2 separate regions of the Homo sapiens genome follow, and region 1 is linked to region 2. Evidence: chromatin loops called from intact Hi-C (ENCODE). Cell type or tissue: gastrocnemius medialis. All regions are shown on one strand. Each heading gives the region's core, and the rest is flanking DNA. Links, peaks and the distances in the headings are about the cores only. Region 1 overlaps VPS45 (vacuolar protein sorting 45 homolog). Region 2 overlaps LINC02988 (long intergenic non-protein coding RNA 2988).

Evidence for each region. A loop is a pair of places that touch in the nucleus more often than their neighbours do. Peaks named below come from ENCODE experiments on the same cell type or tissue, not always from the same donor. Only the 100,000 strongest peaks of a DNase experiment are listed, where the experiment ranks them.
Region 1: it touches region 2 in a loop (2.7-fold over the local background); 20 of 110 quality-filtered maps call a loop at or near these places.

What each region holds. Positions count from the first base shown.
Region 1 is chr1:150,087,927-150,096,201 of GRCh38, reverse strand. It overlaps VPS45 (vacuolar protein sorting 45 homolog), which reads right to left. Exons shown (of 15, transcript NM_007259.5): 11 at 4,107-4,265; 12 at 3,793-3,900; 13 at 2,554-2,675. Among named protein-coding and RNA genes, the nearest start is that of VPS45, 24 kb to the right of the region's middle. In gastrocnemius medialis, for the core only: no CTCF peak of the experiment used is centred there; no DNase peak of the experiment used is centred there; H3K27ac peaks cover 1,218 bases.
Region 2 is chr1:150,164,832-150,173,169 of GRCh38, reverse strand. The region is part of intron 2 of LINC02988 (long intergenic non-protein coding RNA 2988); the gene reads right to left. Among named protein-coding and RNA genes, the nearest start is that of LINC02988, 8.3 kb to the right of the region's middle. RefSeq lists enhancers at 7,708-7,977, 8,158-8,207. In gastrocnemius medialis, for the core only: CTCF peaks have their summits at 4,003 (motif pointing right) and 6,980 (motif pointing right); a DNase peak (open chromatin) is centred at 3,999; H3K27ac peaks cover 349 bases.

The sequences.
Region 1 (8,275 bases), core at 1-8,000, 77 kb after region 2:
ATTACTAATGTTTTTGTCAACTCTCAATATGTGACATTTCTACTTGTTATCTAATAGACATCTCCAACTGAACAACAAAACTCTGTTTCTCCTCAAAGCCTGAGAGTTATTCTTGACTTCTCTCTTACCCTTGTTCCATAAATCTGTGCCATTAAATATGACTATTGATTCTGGCTTCTCTCTCAGCCTCCTACCCAAACCACTTCCATTTCTCACCTGGACTACTGCATTCATCTCCTCAGTAGTCTCTCTGCTTCTATTTTTGCCTTCAATAATCCATTCTTACCACAAATATCTTTTAAAACACAATTAAGTTCATGTTACTCATATGCTTAACTCTTCAATGGCTTCCTATGACATTAAAAAAAAATCTCTTTACTAGGGTCTTCGAGAACCGATGTGATCCAACCCTACCTATCTTTCAACCTCTTATTTCCTCCTTATTCACTATGCTCCAGCCAAGCAGGGCTCCCTTCTGTTCCATTAACTTGCCAAATTCTCTCTTTCTTCAAGACCTTTGCTCTGGTGTTTCCCTCTGCTTTGGATGCTTTCTCTCCTAATCATAGTGTGATTGCTTTTTTTTTTTTGAGATGGGGTCTCACTCTGTTGCCCAGGCTCGAGTGCAACGGTGCAAATTTCAGCTCACTGCAACCTCCGCCTCCCAGGTTCAAGCGATTCTTCTACCTCAGCCTCCTGAGTAGCTGGGATTACAGGCGCCTGCTACCCACGCCAGGCTAATTTTTGTAGTTTTAGTAGAGACAGGGTTTTGCCATGTTGGCCAGCCTGGTTCAAACTACTGACCTCAGGTGATCCTCCCGCTTTGGCCGCCCAAAGTGTTGGGATTACAGGCGTGAGCCACCGTGTCTGGTCTGGTTCTTTCTTATGACTCAAAGCTCATCTTAAATATCACCTCTCAGAGAGGTTCTCTCTCCATCTAAAGTAGTCCTCCCCACCCCTACAATTACTTTGAAGCTCATCACCCTATTTATTTCCTGGATAGCACTTATTAAAATTATATTCTTCATTTGTTTACTTGTTTACTCATTGTCTCTATGTAAGTTCTTTGAGGGCGGGTACCTTGTCTTTCCTGTCACTTCTATATCGCCAGCATCTACAACAGCTCTTAACATACTGAAAGCATTCAATCAACATCTGTTGTGTAAAAGGACAAAGCAACTGAATTATTAACTATATGCATACTTAGGTTATAGTGACAAATGGTAACAGATGTTGACAACTGATAAATGTGCATTTTGTTCAAGGAATATAATTTTGAGCTTTGTGTGGGAATGAATTATGTAAATTAGAAAGGTTTCCTGCTGTGTACTGATCATATACAGTATATTCTTCCGGTGGCCTGTGGTTTCCCTTTGGTAATAAATAATTCCTTGTTCAGTAATTCTTATAAAAATTCATAAGCAAATAAATGTTTTTATTTATCACATTAATGCAAAAGCTCAAGAATAGTTGTTTTTTAAAAAGCCTCTCAGATAGGTGCATAACTTTGGGCTGGCGTTCATTCTTCCCACTTAGCTGACATTTCTGAATCTTGATCCCAAGGTCTTTAAACATTTTATCTGAATGAGTGTACTCTCTGAATTTAACACCAAATGTTCTGCATCTCAACCTTGGACTTTTAAAAGATGATTTTTTTTTCTGTTCTGTACCAAATTACAGAAAAAAATTTTTTAAAGGACAAAGTGAAAAAATACACTTTATCACATAAAAGAATCACCTATGTATCTCAAAACATTTTTCTCATTCAGAATCTCATTATGTTTATAAAACACTATACTTCCAAGGCTCTTAGATGTTTATTAACTGAAATAATAGAAGAATTATGTCAACAGTAAAATTTTCACATTAATCTATCCAATAGGATTCAAGTATATATGTTAGCCCCTTAGATAACATGTGTTCCAACAAAAAAAATATATAATTTTTAACTAGGTAGAATTTATGTATACAGTATTTAAAATTTCAGGTTGGCCTAAATAAGTTGTTCTGGACAAGTTTTGTTTTTATTAAAAATTAACCACTGGATTAAGATGACAATTATTGCTTCCTTTAGTTAATACTCAAAAAGAAAGCCATCCTTTGCTCCTGTGTAACAAATGGCCTTTATTAATTAGGTCTCTCAGTTTGTGTGCTGGCAACATTTGGCAAAGTCCAGTCCTCACCAAAAATAGTAACAACCTGCTCTGGATGGCAATCAAGCAGCAAGCCTATTTTTGGCCTCAATGTTTGAAACACCAAATGCCAGATGCCATCGAACAGAACCTTAAATGGCATAAGTAAACTGGTCTGATACTGAAATACAGAAGGATTTGAGGCTCTCCAAAACACTTGTTTCTTTAGTACAAAAGAAATAAATGTTTCAGACTTAGCAGGGGAATTCATATCTAATGCTGACATATGTAAAACCAAAAGAATCTTAACAGAAGAAAGGAGCAGCAGAATGCTATAACCTCAGCTTTAGTCCTTAACATTACTCTAAATTTTCTGTTTGTTCAGTATTTCTGGCTTTTATTATTAATATCTTTGTTAGCTTACCTGTCTCTGAGTGTGCTGGGGCCTAAATAAGGATATAGGTTTTCCTTAAGCCTTCCTTTGATGAGATGATCCAGGGTTTCATGTAGGAAAGGTTGATGCTGTGTATATACATTTTCTACTCCCTAAAACAGGGGAAAATGGTTCTTATGTCATTTTTGGGAAATTGGCAACACAAGAATTAATAATATTCATATCAGAAAAGGACATACACTCAATAGAGATTTCATGGGATAGATTTACGTAACTGTGGGAAATTTAAAAATTATTTTAATCAGCTAGAAATGTTCTAATCTCATAAAAATTACTCTGTAATTTAGGGCTAGTTATTGTAAAGGATTTTTTAAAAATGGAATTGCTTAAATCCTTAATCATGTCTTCACTGTCTCTCACCCTTTTGTGAAATGTTAAATGATAGGTAGAGCAAATAAAAGGAAAGGATTATGTATAAAAAAGACTGAAAATACCCAGGAAAATAGAAAAACTTCAGGAAACATAAGAAAGGCTGCCGGGCGCGGTGGCTCACGCCTGTAATCCCAGCACTTTGGGAGGCCGAGGCGGGCAGATCACAAGGTCAGGAGTTCGAGACCATCCTGGCTAACACGGTGAAACCCCATCTCTACTAAAAATACAAAAAAAAATTAGCCGGGTGTAGGTGGTGTATGCCTGTAGTCCCAGCTACTCGAGAGGCTGAGGCAGGAGAATGGCGTAAAACCCGGGAGGCAGAGCTTGCAGTGAGCCGAGATCACGCCACTGCACTCCAGCCTGGGAGACAGAGCGAGACTCCGTCTCAAAAAAAAAAAAAAAAAAAAAAGAAAGGCTAGCAGATTAGAATTAATTTTTGAGTATTTTAAGAAAACAGGTTAGTATTTTTAAAAGATCAAAAGTTTGCTTCATCTTTAATTTCCTTCAAAGAGAAACTACCTAAAAAATCTTTAATTATAAACAAATGGTGTAAAATATCTGTGACTAACAGAACTGTTGGTCTTTTTCTTCTTATTTCCTGGAAATACCTCCAGTTATTTCCTGCTAAGCTATTTGGTCCAATGTTGATACGGCTCTAAGACAGAAAGCACTAAAAGAAAAAGCTTTCAAGAGGATGCCAGTTTTAATTTCATTTAACTGACACAGTACTAAATTAGCAGCAATCTTCAAGATACTTTGAAGATCATATTCATTCACTCTCAGCCTCAAGGACTTCAACTGTTCTCACTCAGGAGAGCATAGAGGAGATGTCTATACCTTCAGTCCTTTGAGGAATTGTTTGGTGATAGCCACAGCATCTTTGGGGCTGAAGAGGTCACTTCCTCTGACTCGTTTACCACCATATTCAACAACTGCAGACACGAGCTATTAAGAAAGAGAAGCAAATTTTGATTGCTTAGGCATCAGGAAGCCCATTTCATAAGAAAATAATTTTATTAAGGAAACAAAAATGAAAAGACAGAATTATACATTTCTGTAAATAAAAATAGTATGATTTATCATTCGTTAGAGCTAAGAATATAATAACAGAGTTGGTTCCTGTTTGGTGGGCTAATATGGAAACTGGTTACCTTTCGATACTTCTCAGAAACACCTTTATTCCTGAGGTCCATCATTAGTCCTGGCAGGCTATTGCTGCTGTGTCGCTCATAATGTAAAGCATAAAGCATCACCAGGCGGGCAGCATCAAACTCTGTCACTTTGGGGTTCTGCAGAAGCCTTTTTATATTCTGAAGAAAGATAGAACTTATATTTATCCCCCTTTCACTTGAGTCATCTGTTGTACAATGCCTTAGATCTAATAATTATTGAATGGTAGTGATACATCACTACTATGACAATTATAAGTCATACATTTAGCAACTGTCTCAACTATAGAAAATTAAATGCCTTTTGTCCAAGGTAAGAATTAAATAAGGAAATATATTTCCATTGTAATTGCTTTAGGACAAAAATGAATTTAATAATGGATAGTTCCACTTTTCTTTTCCAATAGCTGAAGTTGTAATTTCCTTGCTGAAAGAACACTTACTATTTCCACGACTTGAATCAATACGGCACAACAAAACTGACTAGTTGATTTGCAAAACCTACTGCTTTCTCTTAGTATTAATGATTGACCAGTGAAATGGAGACAAGTTGGTAGAATTTTACACAGACTGGGCTTGATCTCTAAGAAGCATCAGAACATGTCTCAACATGGTTGACAGAGATGAGTATGTAATAGCATGTAATCTCTAGATTTAGTACTTAATGATTTTAAGAGGCAGGTACCGATAGGAAAGGGGGCCAGGAGAAGCCATGTTTACATTTTTTAATCCTCATATTCAGGACCTTCCATATAGTATAGATTTATATTTATTATGCAGCAGAACAAATAATTTAATTCAAGTCAACAAATACTTTTGAGTCCCCATAAGGCAGTATGTCATGCACTGTTGCAGGCACACAGATAAGTTAAAGACAATTCCTGTCCCCAGTGAGTTCACAGTCAATGGGGTGAAGGATGATCAAAGTAATATAATTTATTCTGCTATATACATGTTTCTTTAATGTACTTTAGTTCTGTGAGATGGATAAATATGGAAATGGTGTCAGTTTAACACAGAAGGCATATTGGTTCACATGTAATTTTTCCAGAATGGATAGGCTTTCTTATGATTAAAGGGGAAGCCTTACCAATACCTTAAGAAAAAAAGATGATAATCCTACAGAAGTGTGTTCTGCAAGAAGTATCTGGTTTTGTAGCTTCAAGAACTGTTGCACTTTCCACTGTGTTATGCTATATGGGGAAAGGGCAAGTGCAAATAAAAAGGATGCAAATATATTGCACTGTGTAAAAAAGCAAAACAAAACAAAATAACAATCAAACACTGATTGATGAAGAAAGCTGTCTCCATATGGTATTTTTAATTTTGACAAAGTAGTCTTTATGAGAAGTGAGTATTTTCAAGACCTTATAATTTGAAGAAAACATGAGCCCCAGGAATAAGGCTGCAGAGGATGGACTGGCTCTATTTCTAGGTGCAAATGCCGGTGGAGATTTAACCATGCTAGTATTTTTATTATAATTGTTACTATTTTTATTAGGGCTCTGATTTAAAAATTATATGAATGTTTTCTTTCTTTCTATAGTCATGTAGATTTTAAGTGGTCTGCTTATAACCCTATATTCTCATAACCCTTTTTTTAGTGCATGTTTTTATAGAATATGAGGTTTTTCAGGAACAAATATGTGGTGTTATAACAGAAACATGTATGCAAAAAACAAAACAAAAAGCAAAAGCTGAAAATCAGTGCAAAAGAGGAAGGGGAGAGAAAGGGGAAGAGAAAGTATATTGGGTTGTTGAGAAATTAGGAAAGACTTCACAGAGGTGACACTTGCCAAAGGTCCTGAAGAATCAGTAAGTATTGGAACCAGTGTGAGAGACCAAAAGCAGTGGCACTATCAAAATAAATATGGAAATCAGAGGAAGAAATGGCTTGGTTTGAAAGGCTGGCAAGAGCCTTGAAGGGCACTGAATTCTGAGGACATAACTATCAACTATATGATTACTTTACAACTTACAAAATGCTTTCACGTACATTATCTCTTTTGTACCTGACAACAACCATGTCCAATGTCTAAGAGCTCTTCTGTTCACACTGACTAGGGACTATGATGATAATGGGGAACCTCCCATGTAGCTTTCAAGTACAGAGTTCTCTGAAAGAGATTTCTATTGTTGATTTTTTGGGTTACTATTTCACTACCATCATCCTTAAGGGATCAAAAAGGGAGAAACTTCTCTTCTGTAGATTTCGATCCCAAATTCGTAAGATTTTTCTTATTTTTTTCCTTTCATGGGATCTTTCCCCTAGAGCAGCCACGGAATACAGCCCATTTAGGGTATCTGTTCAAATGTTCCACTATTTTCTACTATAATATGAAGAAATTTCAGGTACAAATTATGTATGTATCTCAATCAACAGCGTAAGTTTAAAACATTAAGAAATCCTGTTGGGGGCCGGGTGCCATGGCTTACACCTGTAATCCCAACAATTTGTGAGGTCGAGGTAGGTGGATCACTTGAGGTCAGGAGTTCGAGACCAGCCTGGCCAACATGGTGAAACTCCCTCTCTACTAAAAATACAAAAAATTAGCAGGATGTAGTGGCGGGTGCCTGTAGTCTCAGCTACTCAAGAGGCTGAGGCAGGAGAATTGCTTGAACCTGGGAGGCGGAGGTTGCAGTGAGCCGAGATTACGTGCCACAGTACTCCAGCCTGGGCGACAGAGTGAAACTGTCTCAAATAAATAAATAAAAATTTTAAAAAATTTTTTTAAAAAGAAAAGAAATCCCATTTGGGATTTCTGTTGTTACTTTTCTTATAGGCACAATGTCTCATTTCCTGCCCTTGCAGTCACTCTCTTACCACCTTTTCTGGCTGATCTGTCTCTGTACTTTTAAGCAAATCTGAGAAATCCAAGTAACTATAAATTCACAAAACTGGTATGATGACAGTCAAAGACTATTTGCAGTAATCAGTCTCTGCCCTTTTCTATTTACCTTCACTTGGATCTTGACTCTTGGCTGTTTCTTATTAGAGATAGTAAGTGTTGTTGATGATGACGTGGAGAAATAAGAACCCTTACACACAACTGGTGGGAATGTAAATTAGTACAGCCATTATGGAAAATAGTATGAAGATTCCTTAAAAAATTAAAAATAGAACTACTATATGATTTAGCAATCTAACTACTTGGTATATATCCAAAGGAAATGAAATCAGTATGTTGAAGAGCTATCTGCACTCCTATGTTTACTGCAGCACTATTCAAAATAGCCAAGATATAAAATCAACCTAAATGTCCATCAACAGATGAATGGACCAAGAAAAGCAGTATTTAGGTCGGGCACGGTGGCTCAGGTCTATAATCCCAGCACTTTGGGAGGCCGATGCAGGTGGACTGCTTGAGCTCAGGAGCTGGGGACCAGCCTGGACAACATGGTGAAATTCTGTCTCTACAAAAATACAAAAATTAGCTGGGCATGGCAGTGTATACCTGTAGTCCCAGCTACTGGGGAGGCTGAGGTGGGAGAGTAGCTTGAGCCTGGGAGGCAGAAGTTGTAGTGAGCCAAGATTGCACCACTACCCTCTAGCCTGGGCGATAGAGCCAAACCCTGTCTCAAAAAAAAAAAAAAAGAAAAAAGGGAAAAGAAAATAGCAGCATATATATATATATATATATATTTATTATTCAGCCATGAAATAGAACAAAATCCTGTCATTTGTGGCAAAACAGATTAACCTGGAGGACTTACATTAAGTGAAATAAATCAGACACAGAAGGACAAATAGTGCACGATCTTACTCATATGTGGAATCTAAAAAGTTGTTCTCATTGAACTCATAGAAGTAGAGAGCAGAATAGCAGTTACCAGAGGATGGGATGGTGAAGGATAGGGGTGGTTAGAAATTGGTTAATAGGTACAAAGCTACAGTTAGATAGCAGGAATATGTTCTGGTGTTCTATTGCATAGTAGCATGAATAGAGTTAACAATAATGTATTATATATGTCAAAATAGCTATAAGAGAGGTTTTTAAATGTTCTTATCGCAAAGAAATGACAGATGTTTAAGGTGATGGATATGCTAATTACCCTGATTTGATCACTACACAATGTATACATGTATTGAAACATCACATTGTATTCCATAAATCTGTACAATCATTATGCATCAATCCTAAAAAAAATCC
Region 2 (8,338 bases), core at 174-8,173:
ATAAAAGTTTAACTTATCATAAGTATAGTGCTTTCCTGAGTTCTGTGAGTCATTGTAGCAAATTATCAAACCTGCAGGGGTAGTGGAACCAACCCCTGAACTGGCTACTGGTGTCTGAAGTGAGAGTGGCCTGAAGTGGAGGACTGTTCCTTACCCTGTGAAGTCTGGCCTGAATCCAGGCAGTTGGGGTCAGACATCACTGCATTTCCCAAAGCCTGCTTTTAGATTTTGATTTTGACACTTTTTGACACTTTCTACCTTGGTTACTTCTCTCGATTTCATTTTTTTTTTTTTTTTTTTTTTAAGTACAGATTCTTGCTCTGTCACCCAGGCTGGAGTGCAATGGCACGATCTCAGCTCACTGCAACCTCCGCCTCCCAGGTTCACCTGATTCTCCTGCCTGAGCCTCCCGAGTAGCTGGGGTTATAGGTGCCCGCCACCACGCCCGGCTAATTTTTTTTGTATTTTTAGTAGAGATGGAGTTTCACCATGTTGGCCAGGCTGGTCTCAAACTCCTGACCTCAAGTGATCCACCCGCCTCGGCCTTCCAAAGTGCTGGGATTACAGGCGTGAGCCACCATGCCTGGCCGGCTTCAATTTTTCTAATCCTTAATTTGGGGGTCATACTTGTCCTATTTTCTTCACAGGGTTAATTATGAAGATCAAAAATTAAATAGTGTGTGTGTGAGAGAGCTATTGATGGCAAACAAGAACATGCTATCTAAAACTGTAAAGGACCATCAAAAGGTATTACTTTTATTACAATGGAACTAAATGGTGGGGATAATGTGGTGGAGATGTACATGTGTTAGGTAAGGCTTTCTTCAATCATTCATTACACAAATAAAGATTGAGTTTAGGTGTGGGGAGATAAGTCAGGGCCCCACCCTGTGCGGGCTTCTATTCTACCCAGGGAGAGAGAAAATAAAGAGGCAACTGAGGAGAATAATTAGACTGTGGTCATTGTTGTGATGGAAGCAGAATGATAAGGTAACAATTCTGTTGGAAGGGGTGCCTCTCAAGACAGAGCAGCCAGAGAAGGCTCATAAGAACTGATGTTTGGATAAAGAAGTTAAAAAAGAGAACAAGGGTATTTTAGGCAGAAGGAATAGCAAGGGCAAAGGTCCTGAGGTGGGAAAGAGCTTGGCGTGTGTACAGAACAGAAAAGAGATCTGTGTGTCTGGCCTGGGGATAAGGTTGGAGATATGCATGAGTCAGAAGAAGAAGGACCTTTTTTTTTCCCTTTTTCTTTTTTGAGACAAGCTCTCACTCTGTCGCCCAGACTGGAGTGCAGTGGGACAATCTTGATTCACTGCATCCTTGACCTCCCAGGCTCAAGTGGTCCTCCCACCTCAGCCTCCCAAGTAGCTGGGACTATAGGTATGCATCACCACGCCTGGCTATTTATTTGTATTTTTAGTAGAGATGAGGTTTTGCCATGTTGTGCAGGCTGGTCTCAAATTCCTGGGCTCAAGCTATCTGCCTGCCTCAGCCTTCCAAAGTGCTGGGATTACAGGCATGAGCCACTGTGCTTGGCAGAGAAGGGCCTTATTTGCCAAAGAAAATATTTGGATTTTTAAGAGTGACATGAAATTAGGGTGGTTTTAAGTAGTCAAGTGACATGAACTGCTTTAAGAAGACACTCCAGGCTGGGCGTGGTGGCTCACACCTGTAATCCCAGCACTTTGGGAGGCTGAGGCTGGCAGATCACCTGAAGTCGGAGTTCAAGACCAGCCTGACCAACATGGAGAAACCTCGTCTCTACTAAAAAAAAAAAAATACAAAATTAGCCGGGCATGATGGCACATATACCTGTAATCCCAGCTACTCGGGAGGCTGAGGCAGGAGAATCACTTGAACCTGGGAGGCGGAGGTTGTGATGAGCCGAGATTACACCATGGCCCTCCAGCCTGGACAACAAGAGCGAAACTCTGTCACACACACACACACACACACACACACACACACACACAAACAAAAACAAAAACAAAAACACCCACACACATACAAGAAGACACTCCAGCTGCTGAATGGGGATGAGAGGAGGCAAAGAGACATCACTAGACTATGTAGGGAAGGAGCTGGCAGAGGAGAGATGGAGAAATGGTCATATTCCAGCTATGCTTTAAGGTAGAACCAAAAAGACTTGCTGATGGATTAGATGTTGGGGATGGGAAAGACAAGAGGAAGAAAGGTTTGTCAGCTGCCTCCTCTGAGAAGCAGATACTGAATGAGGAGTGTAAGAGGCCTAAGAGGGAGTACCTATGAGAGGGGACAGGAAGCAGGGTTCAACAAGGAGAGCCTCAGACTGAAATGCAGATAGAATCTTGGGCAACATATTGGGGAACTCCAGAGCAAAGGTGTTTCATTAGAGGGGTTCGCATAGGGCAGAAATGTCCAGGCCCTAAGAACCCCTCCACTCTGCTCAGTCACTGGCCAGAGCCTGCTGAGAGCAGTGTGCCTTGGCTGGAAAACTGAGACAGATCCCTCAGCACTAACAGCTGGAGGCTGACAGCTAACTGTCCTCCTTGCAGCTGAGCAGCAAGTTCTTTCTTGAAGACAAATCCAAGTGGGGCACCTTCATGGCTACCACAGTCTTCCTTTTGTACCATGTGGATCTACTTTCCACACACATTGAGGGGTAGCTCTTCCGGGGTTTCAATGGGCTCTTTTCTTGAAGGGACTTAGTTAAGGGAGGTCAGTGGGTTAACCACAGGCTGTTGCTGCAGTTGGTCTTGCAATAGGTAACATCATTTCCCTCCTCCATTATCCATTCTAAATTCCACTCTCCCTCTCTGCTACAGATGACACCACTGTCATTTCTGCTGGTCTCGATAGCCTACCAGGTGGCGTAGCACAACCCTGATTCCTGAGAGGCTCTGAGTCCCTGATCACGTCACCCTTCACAGGCTGGGCTGCACTTGCCATTCAGGTCACCATTGGGCATGAAAGGTATCATCAAGAGGTGCTCAAGTGGCTGACCTGAGTTTCACACATATTCCTGCCTTATTGTCCAAGAGCAGTTCTAGCTCCTTTTGTTGATCAGGCTCTATATCCCTGCCCCAGGCCCACACAAAGCTGCACCCTCTAGAATACAGGCTGGAGCACTATTCCCAGGCATGGAATATGCTTGCTGCCAGAACCCTCCAGGCATTTTAGTTCCTTCTTTGTGCATGCAAGACGCAGCATTTTGTCTTTTGTTTCAGAGGCAACGTCCTAGTACACCCTTTACCACTGGATTCCAAAAAACTTTATGGGAGGGGCAAGCCCTGGAATCTTCAGAGAGTTTATGTCTCATTTTCTAGAGTGCATGTGTCTTCCCGAGGCTTTCAGGTGTCAGCCACCTCTTGCTATTCTCCCAAATTAGCCTAATGTCATTGATGAATGGAGCATTGTGATATTCTGTGGGAAGTCCAGATGATCTAGATCTTTTCTGAATGTATCATGACATAGATTGGGAGAGTTAACAACAACCCTGGGGGCCGGGGGAATCTAAATGAATATTGTCATCCAGTCCATGTGAATGCTGTTTCTGATTCTCTTTCTTGATCGAGATAAAGAAGAATGCATTTGCCAAATCAATGGCCAAATGTCATGTACTTGAAGCCATATTTATATAATCTAGCAATGACACCACACCCTGCATGATCACTCGGGGCTTGAGCTGAGCTAGGAATCGTCTATGGTTATTTCCCAGGATCCATGTGTTTTCTGCAGGGGCCAGGCTGGTGAATTAAACAGAGGTATGACACAGACCACAATCCTTGCATCCTTGAGGTACTTAAGGGTGGCAATGATCTCTATCTTCCCTCTGGAATGAGATATTATTTTGTATTTGCTATCTTGGCTGGGTGAAGGGGGACGGACACAATTTCAGAGGCTTCCACTGACCTTCCCCACATGATAGCTCTTATATCATAAAGCAGGGGCCCCACATCGGGGCTTCCCCAACTGCTGAATATACCAATCCCAGTTATACACTCAGGGACTGGGGCAATGACCACCAGGTGGAGCCACGGCCCCGGTGGACCCACTTGAAGCTGGACATCAGCCAGAATCCCCATTTTACCTGACCTATAGCCCATCATTGTAACAGGGGCCATAATGACATTTCAGGTCTTTGAATATCAGTGTCATTTCAGGCCCTGTGTCTAGTGGATATTCCTCCTCTCCCAGGTGACAGTCACCCAGGACTGGTGGAATTATTACAGTGCACACTTGCTGTGATGTTGCAGGGACCTTCCTCTCGGGGACTCTGTCACATTTTCCCATTCAATAGATTTCAGGTCTGAAAAATGTCTCAGGTCTAGGAAATGAGAAGGAATCATGACTTTTTTTTTAGTATTCTTAAAACATATATTTTATTTTAAATAGTGATAAAAACATAACATTTTCAGCTGGGTGTGGTGGTGTGCGTTTGTAGTCCCAGCTACTTGGGAGGCTGAAGTGGGAGGATCGCTTGAACCTAGGAGGTCAAGGCTGTAATGAGCCGAGATAGCGCCACTGCACTTCAGCCTGGGCAACAGAGCGAGACCCTGTCCCCAAAAAAGAAAAAAACCACACACAAAACAACATTGATTATCTTAACAATTTGTAAGTGTACAGTTTCATAGTTTTAAGTATATTCACAGTGTTGTGCAGCTGAGCTCTAGAGCTGCTCATCTTGCAACACTGACCCCCCCATACCTATTAAACAACAACTCCAAATTTCTCCCTGCCCCTGGCTCCTGGCAACCACCATTCTACTTTATGTTCCTATGAATCTGACTACTTTAGATACCTCATATAAATAAAATCATACAGTATTTTTGTCTTTTTGTGACTGGCGTGTTTCACTAAGCATAATATCCTCAAGGCTCATCCATGTTGTAGTATGTGACAGGACTTTCTTCCTTTTTAAGGCTGAATAATGTACATTTCCCATTTTATTTATCCTTTCATCCATCAATGGACACTTGAGTTGCTTCCTTTTGGCTGTTGTGAATAACGCTGCTGTGAATATGGGTGTGCAAATATCTCAAGACACTGCTTTCAATACTTTTGAAGTGGGATTGCTGGATCATACGGTAATTCCATTTTTAATTTTTTGGGAACACTCAGACTGTTTTCCACAGCAGCTGCACCATTTTACATTCCCACCAACACTGCACAAGGCTTCCAATTTCTCTACTTCAAGACTTTTTATGGGGGCAACTGTGCTCAGCCTATTCTTGCATTTGTTTGATTTGCCCTTGTTGGCTGTTAATTTTATCCCTAGGGATATCATGTTCTATTAATCAACTTAATTTCCCCTTGACTGGCTTTTTTATTGATTGATTGATTGAGACAAGGTCTCACTCTGTCACAAGGATGGAGTGCAATGGCACCAGCCTAGGAGGCTCACTGCAGCCTCCAACCCCTGGGCTCAAGGGATCCTCCCACCTCAGCCTCCCAAGTAGCTGGAGCTACAGGCACATGCAACTATGCCTGGCTAATTTTTTTTTTTTTTGAGATGGAGTTTTGCTCTGTCGCCCAAGCTGGAGTGCAGTGGCGCGATCTCAGCTCACTGCAAGCTCTGCCTCCCGGGTCACACCATTCTCCTGCCTCAGCCTCCCGAGTAGCTGGGGCTACAGGCGCCCACCACCACGCCCAGCTAATTATTTTTTGTATTTTTAGTAGAGACGGGGTTTCACCATGTTAGCCAGGATGGTCTCGATCTCCTGACCTCGTGATCCGCCCGCCTCGGCCTCCCAAAGTGCTGGGATTTATAGGCGTGAGCCACCGCGCCTGGCCGTGCCTGGCTAATTTCTAATTTTTTTTTTGTAGAGACAGGTCTTACTATGTTGCCCAGGTTGGTCACAAATCCCTGGCCTCAGGTGATCCTCCCACCTTGCACCAGGATTACAGGCATGAACCGTACCTGGTCTTGACTGGCTCTTTGACTTTGCTGGTCATTGAGAGAACTGTGACCTCCTGGCTTCTATTGTTGCCACCTGGCCTTTATTGCTTGGCATTGGGGAGGGGGTCGGTTATTTCCATTGCTATCAATAATCCCAGCTTTGTTATGACCTCTCCTACCTTCATCCCTGGCCCACTGTCTGTCTAGCTCCCATTTTGTTTATTGATGCTGGTGCCCCCCTCACCAATGCTGTGGTAAAGGATGTGTGTCTTCCATGGAACATAATCCCACGGTGAGTCTTTAGACCTCAAATAATACATTCCAACATGTCTACTTTCCTAAACTTTTAAATTTCTTCCTCCACTGCTGATGTGGAGGAAGCATTGAAATTCAAGCATTTCAACTGGGCTGCGTGGGTCATTACTTTTTCAAGGCTTGTAGGAGCACAATAATATTCATATATCTGAACTATTTCGTGGGGTCCTTGCTGGAGTGTAAATCCTGTATCCCAAGAAAGTGCCCCTAAATTAATAAACTTTCTTATCCAGGTTTCTATTCTGATATTCTCAAAACTCTAGGTCCGGCTGGGCACAGTGGCTCACGTCTGGAATCCTAACACTTTGGGAGGCGGAGGCGGGTGGATCACTCGAGGTCAGGAGTTCGAGACCAGTCTGGCCAACATGGTGAAACCCCGTCTCTACTAAAATTACAAAAAATTAGCCGGGCGTGGTGGCAGGTGCCTGTAATCCCAGCTACTAGGGAGGCTGGGGCAGGAGAATCGCTTGAACCCAGGAGGCGGAGGTTGCAGTGAGCCGAGATCGTGCCACGTGCTCCAGCCTGGGGGACAGAGCAAGACTCCATATCAAAAAACAAACAAACAAACAAAAACAAAAAAAAATTCTAGGTCCATGGGAACCTCCCCCGCTCCTGTGGGTACATGCTTGGTTTAGTTCCTTTCTTCCTTGTAAGGCCCAGCACATTCTTGGCTCTGAATTACGTGGTGACTTATGTCCAGTTATTCTGGTAGCCAGAAGAGGAGATGGGGCTGATCTGGTGGGGCACTCCTGTTATGTTTCAGGGAGAGATCTCTGCATTGCCTTTCCTGGGCAGCAGGTGGTGCTAGCTCTTAATAGAGAGGGGTGGGTCCTCTTAGCAGGGTATGTGGGGTCAGAGGAATCTGGGAACCAAAATCTTCAGGGATCTCCACCATCCAAGGTACCAGATGTCCCCATTCTGCGTGTTGGAATCCCAGCCCAGGTATTCTCAGCCACGGCCTTGATCTTGATGGGGCAGATCTACCTTGGCTGAGGGTTCTAGCCACCTGCCTCAGCCTCAGTGGGGTGTTAGTTTTTGAAGCTCCTGGTTGCTATCAATTTCTGAGTTCTGTCTATCTTTTATGGCTCTTCTGTTGCAGGCGATCTCTTTGCTACCAAAGAAGCCCCTGGCCCTCACACTTAGTTTCAGTTGTTTGCTAAGTGCCTTTCCTTATCTTTCTGTACGATACCAGTGCAGCTGAGTAACAGCCAATTCCTTTGTCATTGTGTGCTTTGTTCTCCTGTGCATTTTTGGTGTGTTTTAATTTTAATGTTAAAAATGGACACACTGTTATTGCCCATCCTTATGGGGTACAATTTATCTCTGTACTTTTCAAAAGCCTGAATTGTTTCACTGACCAGGTGGTCCCTGCCATCAGCACATTCTCCTAAATTACCAATGGTGAAAGTTTTTCTTGCTGGAGACTGTTCTGGTCTCTTATTTTTCTGTCAAATTCTGCTTGCAAACTGAAAAGTTTCTTTTTTAGTTCCTCTTTCCTGCAATACCTTACCAATCACAGCTAAGAAAAGCCTGTTGCTACTTTTAACATTCTGCCTGGAAGTCTCTTTAGCTACCTCCAACAAATTTATTAGGTATATTTTCTAGCTCCCAAGATACCACAGGTGACAGTTTTGTGAATGATTCCACCGCCATATAACACGGGTGGTCTTTCTCCCGTCTCTGAGAGCAGTTTTCTCCCTGCTCATCCAGACTCTGTAAGTCTCCTTGCTGCCCTTCTAGGCTGTCTGCTGCTGGGTCCCAAGATCAATGCCACTTGTTTCAGGTTTTAGTTAGGGCAGCATCCCACTTCCAAGAAACAATCTTTGTTTTAGTATCTATTGCTGAGTAACAAACCACCCCAAAACCTAGTGACTTAAGACAGCAATGGTTTGTTAGTTTCTCACACTTCTGGGGGCTGGCCGAGCGGCTGGTCTCTGGTCTTGCTTGTGTGCTGCTCCAGCTGTGTCTGACTGGAGGCTTGGATGCTGGGACAGAGCCATGTGGTTTCATGGTCTCATAGCAAGGATGCTCGCCCAGGCTTCTTAGAAGCACCTGAATTTTAAGAGAGTAAAGGAGTGGAAACTACAAGGCCCTTTAAGGCCTAGGCGCTGGAACGTACACAGCACATGTTCTTTGTTCTATTGG